Regions from separate parts of the Homo sapiens genome. Here region 2 is linked to region 1. Evidence: read pairs that join two places in POLR2A ChIA-PET (ENCODE). Cell type or tissue: MCF 10A. All regions are shown on one strand.

Region 1 (4,000 bases):
TCTCGGTCACAAAACTCCTATTTTTTTTTTTTTTTTTTTTTTTTTTGAGGCAGAGTTTTGCTCTTGCTGCCCAAGTTGCAGTGCAATGGCGCCATCTCAGCTCACTGCAACCTCTGCCTCCCAGGTTCGAGCAATTCTCCTGCCTCAGCCTCCCAAGTAGCTGGTATTACTGGCACCTGACACCACACCCCATTAATTTTTTGTATTTTTAGTAGAAATGGGGTTTCACCATGTTAACCAAGCTGGTCTCGAACTCCTGACCTCAGATGATCCGCCTGCCTCGGCCTCCCAAAGTGCTGGGATTACAGGCATGAGCCACCGCGCCCAGCCAAAACTCCTGTTCTAGTTGAATACGCAGAAATGCTATTCTGACTACCTCAAACAGAATTCTTTCTGATCCACAGATATCAAAGATTTATGAGACAAAATTTTAAAAGGAGTGAGAGGTGAAAAAGAGCTCTACTTTTACTATTAAATTAGCTGTCTGACCTTTGGCAAATACTTAACTTTCTGGATCTTAGCTTCTCCATCTAAAACCAGAAAGGAGGTTAGAGGAGATATGACTACAGAGCAACCCAGCTTATGGAAATTATATATTATTGCTCTATAATCCTTAATCCATATATATTAGGACACTGTTTCAAAAATATTATTGAAGCCTTTCACCTCCTGATATGATGCAATAGGATGTTTATAAACTACCGCATAAAAAGCATAAGAAGTAGTCAAACCTGAACCTAATCAAGCATCTAAATTTTACCATTAGTTTACAGAAAATAAACATGATAGAATAGGTTGAAAGATTGTATGAGGATGGAAACAGCCAAATCCTGAATATGGGAAATTCAATCAGACAAATGACCTAATCTCTACAACAAATAAATGTCAACAACAAAAAAAAGGGAGACTCTGTTATATATTAAGAGAGACAAAGATATATCAATAAAATGAAATATGTGGACATAGTTTAGCTTCTAATTCAAAGAAACAAGTGTAAAAAACATTTTTTGGCAATAATTATAAAAATCTTAACACTCAATATTAGATATTAGATAAAAATGTTACAGGGTCATACATTTCCTTCACAATAATTCTGGCTGAGAGAAGGGTAGAGTGTGTGTATATGTGAATGAGTATTACGGGGGGGAGGGGGAGGACTTGATAATGGTTGAAACTAGGTGTTGGGTTGTTGGGTTCATTATACAATTCTTTACTTTTGTGTATATTTGAACACTTTCAGAATAAATAATTTTAAAGTATGATTTTCAGTTCTGTTAAGTACATGTTACCTAATATATCACTAGTCCATGTTAAAGAAATGAAATTCTCAAAGCTAAGAACAAAATCTTAAGAAAACAAAAAGACAAAAAAAGTAGTCACGAATGGCCCAATACAATTATCTAACAAATGATATGTTCTATATTTATTAAGAAAATAAACCACTGAAAGCATACATGCACTACAACTCCGTTTATATTAAGGTCAAAAAGAGGTTTATTTCGGATATACCGCTAGATAGCGTTAAAACTATAATAAACTCTGAAGACAAGCAAGGTAACAGATAACACAAAATTCAAGATAATGGTTTCCTCTGGGAAGCAGAGGAAATATATTCACAAAGGAACACAAGAGGCTTAAAAGATACCTTTATGTTATGTTTCTTAATTTGGATGCTGGGTATATATGTTCGTCTTATTACTCTTCTGTGGTATAATAAAAAATATATTTATTCTTTGTCCTTGGTTCCTGGAAGAAAGCTCCTAAAACCCTTGGAATTTCCTAATAGGAGGTGTCTTTTATACTTCATAATATATCCCTTTCAATTATGCCTGAGTTTATGTTAATGAGGTGACTCATAGGGGTTGGGAGATAGAGAGGGACCCTAGGTACCTTCAGGATGGAGGCTGGTTACCAGAAAAACCAACTAGGTGTTTACAGGATTAAAACTTTTAGCCCATCTCACTATCTCTGACAAGGGGAGAAGAACTGGAGACTGAGTTCAAATAAGTGACTAGTGATTAATGATTAATGAGTCATGTCTGATCATTGGAAGCTCAAGGGGCTTCCAAACACATTAATGTGCTGGGAGGGTGGCACAGAGAGGGCATGAAAGTTTTGCACCCTCTGTCCTCCATACCTTCCCCTATGTGTCTCTTCCATTTGGCTGTTCCCAAGTTGTATCCTTTACACAAAAATTGTAGTAGTAAATATAGTGCTTTCCTAAGTTCTGTGAGTCATTCTAGCAAATTATCAAACTTGGGGAGTAGGTCATGGGAATGCCCAAATATGGAGTCAGCCTGGAAGAAGTCCAAGTAGGTTGGGAATACCTGAGACTTGTGGCTGGCATCTGAAATGGAGGCAGTCCTGTGGGACTGAGCGCTTAACCTGTGTGGCAACTGTGCTAACTTCAGGCAATTAGTAACGAAATTGAATTGCATTGTAGGACATTCAGCTGGTGTCAGGGAATTGCTATTGGAATGATGTATCATTAAATGGGCGGGTGGGTGTGTTTCATACATACTTTCTTTTCTCATAAATTATATATTTAATAGGAATAATTCAACTACTGTGAATTTAAAAATCAAACAAAAAACTATGAAGTTGCACATACTTTTAACTTATGGGACAAGTCATTATTCATAGGTGTTAAGTCTCAAAACAGGCAGGATTGCCTGGATTTTCTCATTTGCAATTTTATCTTTCAATCTAACAAGAATGGCTTCATTAATTTTTTACACAAAACATTATTAATCTAGGCATTTTCTGGCTTATTTCCCAATAACTTACTCAGAATTTGGCACATCAAAAACTTCATTGCTGTTTACCTCAGTATTGAAACAAAAACAAATGAAAACTTATTCCCAAGTGGCATTGTAACGACCACTTGATTTTCCCCAAGTGAAGGCTTTAATAACTCAAAGGGGTTACAATTCATGCAAACGAAGAAAAGCTACAATGCTACTTTCATGCATAGGTATACTAAATATACATTTACATAGTCTCAAAATAGTCCTTGTCTGAAATATTTGCTAAATAACAAGAATGCAACAACTTTTTGACCAAAATGATCTTCTGCATTCCTTCCTAGGTAGAGCATTAATTTAAGTATATTTACCTAAAATTGGTTTCTTATAATTTTAAATGTAAGCTATTATTACTTAACAAATCAGCTTTTAATTATAAGCTTATTATTTTAGCCTACAGAAAAATATTTATAAGGTCATTTTGTTTGAAATGTCACTGTCTTCATTTTTCTCATTATCTTCCTTCTGTTTGGTGAAATGATGTAATAAACTGCTGCAAATTCTGTTTCTCACTCTACTGTTGGTTCATATTTGCAGATCATCATAGCTTAATTGATATAATGAACAAATGCCTCTTAAAAAACTTTTACTGGTCAGCAGAAATAAAAAACAAACCCTTCACAAACTACATTGATAATAGTCTCTGTCCCTAGCACTATCATAATTCTCAAAAATCTCAACAATTTTTCACCAAACTAAAATCTCTATTTTTTTTTTTTTTTTTTTTGAGACGGAGTCTCACTCTCACCAGGCTGGAGTGCAGCGGCGTGATCTCGGCTCACTGCAACCTCCGCCTCCTGGGTTCAAGCGATTCTCCTGCCTCAGCCTCCTGAGTAGCTGGGATTATAGGCACGTGCCACCACACCCAGCTAATTTTTGTATTTTTAGTAGAGACAGGGTTTCACCATGTTGGTCAGGATCTCCTGATCTCATGATCCACCCGCTTCGGCCTCTCAAAGTGCTGGGATTACAGGTGTGAGCCACCATGTCGGGCTAAAATATCTACTCTTTAACAATTATTAATTATCCATCCAGTAGAAAAAACTGAGGAAAATAAACCTGAGTAATATTTACCCAAGTCTCTTGTTTTTGAATTGCTTCTGTCATGGAGCAAGGAAGCACAGATTTTGATCACAAGAGATTTTGATTTTTCTAAATATCCTTGAATCTATCTAGAGAAATATGCTAAAGGTACA
Region 2 (4,000 bases), 130 kb before region 1:
TAACAGTCATGTTTGGAGAAGTGTCCTTGTTTACCCTCGCCTACCTCACTTTTGTGGTTGCTGTTGGTTCTTTATGGACCCAAGTCCAAAACAGATGTTTTCACATACATCTTACTTGCCATGCTTTAAACTGGATGACAGCAAGTCAGACTGCTGATCCCAGAAAGCCCTGCTGTGTGCAGTTGGAAAGGTCAGGTGGTTGAGGGCTGGTAGGAAGTCGGGTGGCGGCTGCAGGGAAGATGGGTTGCATGAGGCAAGAAGACAGGTGTGGTCATCTAAAGGTAAGACAATGAGGGTTTGAATGAGACAAGGCCTGTGAAACTGGGAAATCTCTAGGAAATGTTTACTAAGTGTCTACTGCAGGAACACAATATTTACATATGTTATCTCGTGTTATCCCGAAGAAAGCCATGGGTACTATAATGGGAGAATTCCCATTAAAAAAAAAATCTTCCTTGCTTTATTTCTCTGACAAAATGACAGGTATAGAAATGTCTGCAGGAAAAAAACATGCTGGTTACATGCTATCATTTTAGATGGGAAAAACAAAACTTGTGATTCTTTTCTTTTGTACCTTTACAATATTCTGTGATTTTTTAAACTTTTTTATTGATACATAATAATTGTATGTATTTATGGGGTACATGTGGTATTTTGATACATGAATAGAATGTATAATGATCAAATCAGGGTATTTAGAATATCTATTACCTCAAACATTTATCATTTGTGTTGCAGACATTTTAAATCTTCTCTTCTAGCTATTTTGAAATATACAGTAAGTTATTGTTAACTATAGTAACCCTACTGTGCTATCAAACACTAGAACATACTCCTTCTAACTATATTTCTATACCATTAACGAACCTCTCTTCATCCTCCTCCTCTACCTCCTCCCTTCTCAGCCTTTGATAACCATCATTCTACTCTTTTCTTACATAAGATCAGCTTTTTAGGCTCCCACATATGAGTGAGAGGCCAGGGGTGCTGCTAAGCATCCTACAACATACAACTCACCACAACAAAGAATTACTTGGCCTGAGAACCCTCAGCATCGTTGAGAGAAAACAAAAATGAAACTAAATTATACAGAGATCTACTTATAAATACCTACTTAAAGCCCAAAGTACCCATTTCCTAATTTTTAAAAATAGCATTTCTTCCTAGCATTTAAAAGAACTTCTGGGCCAGGTACGGTGGCTCACCCTGTAATCCCAGCACTTTGGGAGGTCATGGCGGGTGGATCACCTGAGGTTGGCAGTTCGAGACCAGTCTGGCCAACATGCAGAAACCCCGTCTCTATTAAAAATAGAAAATTAGCGGGGCGTGGTGGTGCATGCCTGTAATCCCAGCTACTCAGGAGGCTGAGGCAGGAGAATTGCATGAACTCAGGAGGTGGAAGTTGCTGTGAGCCGAGATCACTCCATTGCACTCCAGCCTAGGCAACAAGAGCGAAACTCCGTATCCAAAAAAATAAAAAATAAAAATAAATAAAAGAACTTCTGCTATCTTAAGAGAGTAGGAAATAAAGATTGGGGAAATTCTGGATTTTTTTTTTTTTGGCTTTGTCAGATAGAATCCGTTTTTTTCTCATTAAAAAAATCTGATAAATATCTCCTGAGACAGTAACACCAACTAGCAAACCCTCCATTTCCCTAGAGTCCATGATTGCCTCTGCCTACAGACTTGGCACCAAGAGCCCCCATTCAGTTCCTCTCTAGGCACCAGCTAGGAATGTGGCTCCAGAAACTAGGAATAAGCCGCCTTCCACTGACGTCCTCAGAAACACCCTTTATGTGATCACTTATGTTTTATTGGTCATCACCAGGCATGGTGACCAGCACAGGGAACACCCATGAGGAGTAAAAACCACCTTTCATAGCCTTTCATAGGATTGTGGTGAAGATTAAACAAGGTACCACTCCGAAAGGCCCTTAAGTCCCTGTGCTTCCTACAAAAGGATGTCTCAATAAATTTTTGTCTCAATTAATTCTGGCAAAAAAAAAAAAAATGTGGTTTCTTTCATTTCAAACAAAATGAAAGAAAACACATCATTTTCTTGGGAAAAGACTTCATGCCAATGAGTTTGTAATTTAAGAGGTCAAACCAAGGTCTCCAGTGCAATAAATGATAACTACTACATGTTCTTTAAGCTGTAGAAGATTATAGAATTATAGGCTCTTAAGAGTGTTGGGTCAAGCAACAAATGGCACTCCTTGTCCCATCAGAGTTGTGAACCAATAAAAATATAGAGAACATTTTTTAAAAGAGGAAGGGTCACTTATAAATTAATAGAGGCTTGAGGAACATATCAGTCAATTACAACATATGGAATATATTTTGATCCTGATTCAAACAAAATGTTACAGAATTTTTTGAGGCTCTCAAGGAAATTTGAAACTTACTAATAGTTGAGGTTATTAAGGAATTATTATAAAAATGGTATTGTAATTATGCTTTTTAAAAATATCTATTATAGATACATATTGAAATATTTACAGATAAAATGATGTCTAGATTCAAAATAATGGAGGGGAGGGGAGTGGTTGACAGTATAGATGAAGTAAGATGGTCATAACATAGTGATCATTGAAGCTGGGGGTGACAGGTCTGTGGCATATTATTATTCCTGCATTATATGTGTTTGAAATTTTCCATAAAAGACTTTTTAGTATAGATCAAAATATTGCCTTTTTAACTGATAAAGATGAATTTAGAGAGTGTGTTTTAAGTGTGCCACTTACGGGCTTCCTGCTGAACTCCTGCCTATTAGAATAGCTCACAGCAAAATTAAGTCTGGGGTCCTGAATTCAGTACCTGTGCAATTTCTGCCTTTGTCTTTGACCCAGTGCCCCTCCATGATCAGCCAGCCATCTTGCAAAGGTGAGTGATGGATACTGGGGAGGCAAGGCCAGGATAGTAGCCAGTCACCACTTCATCCTCACTCCTGGACAAGAATTCAGATCAGGCTGTAATCCCAGCACATGGGGAAGCTGAGGAGGGCAGATCACTTGAGGTCAGGAGTTTGAGACCAGCCTGGCCAACGTGGTGAAACGCTGTCTCTACTAAAAATACAAACATTAGCCAGGCGTGGTGGTGGGCGCCTGTAATCCCAGCTACTTGCGGGGCTGGGGCAGGAGAATCGCTTGAACCCAGGAGGCAGAGGTTGCAGTGAGCCAAGATCACGGCACTGCACTCCAGCCTAGGTGACAGGGCGAGACTCCATCTAAAAAAAGAAAAGTTCAGATCATATGCCCTGTAAGGGAGGGTTGGCGGAAAGAATCCATGGTGTCATCTTTGTGCATTCAAGTGGTAAGTGGAAAATATTAACTAGTGGGGGACTATTACATAAGAAGAAAAATATAAAGATTAATCAGTGGAAATAAAAGTAGTAAAATCAGCATTTTTCAAAAAATGTAAACCAGTCACAGAGACCTCATGTACAGAAAGAATAAAACACAGGAAAGAAGCCAGGAGAACTGTGGAATATTATGTCATATTGCCACAAAAGTGAAGTGTGCCAAGAATACAGGGGATCGAATGGAGCCAAGGGTCCAACTGAGGCTGGATTGTGTATTCTTAAACGATGGTTGCCCTGCAATGGGGCCCTTCACCTCATGGTGATGGCATCATAATGAGACACACTGCAGTGATCAGTAGCAGAGCTGCTGATGGTCTAATTGGCTCCATCTAGGAGAAGATCTGAGAAAAATCTGGAGTTTCAGCAGCTAACAAATAAAATGAGGCCTGAAAGAGAAGAACTTGATAGATTTACTAAAAATGTAACACTCTGGAGTGCTTCTGCATATGGAGCTTCTCCGACTGACTTGGAGATTGGTGCAGATAATAAGCCATCTGGGGGCATGTCCTTACTGTCCCACCCATTCCTCCTGATGGCATTACTGTCTGAATACAACCTGAGCCTGGAAAAGGAGGAGGCCCATTCTCCTAGCAAGCCATATATTGGTTTGGAATAAAAACAATTATCCTCGCCTGCTAC

The links. ChIA-PET counts read pairs that join two places held together with the same protein. Peaks named below come from ENCODE experiments on the same cell type or tissue, not always from the same donor. Only the 100,000 strongest peaks of a DNase experiment are listed, where the experiment ranks them.
Region 2: POLR2A ChIA-PET joins it to region 1 with 7 read pairs; 3 of 35 experiments call an interaction of 5 or more read pairs at or near these places.

The regions. Positions count from the first base shown.
Region 1 is chr4:15,675,553-15,679,552 of GRCh38, forward strand. It overlaps a transcript of FBXL5 not described here and a transcript of FAM200B not described here. Among named protein-coding and RNA genes, the nearest start is that of FAM200B, 4.3 kb to the right of the region's middle. In MCF 10A, no CTCF peak of the experiment used is centred here; a DNase peak (open chromatin) is centred at 2,299.
Region 2 is chr4:15,546,574-15,550,573 of GRCh38, forward strand. All of the region lies in intron 17 of CC2D2A (coiled-coil and C2 domain containing 2A), which reads left to right. Among named protein-coding and RNA genes, the nearest start is that of CC2D2A, 79 kb to the left of the region's middle. In MCF 10A, no CTCF peak of the experiment used is centred here; no DNase peak of the experiment used is centred here.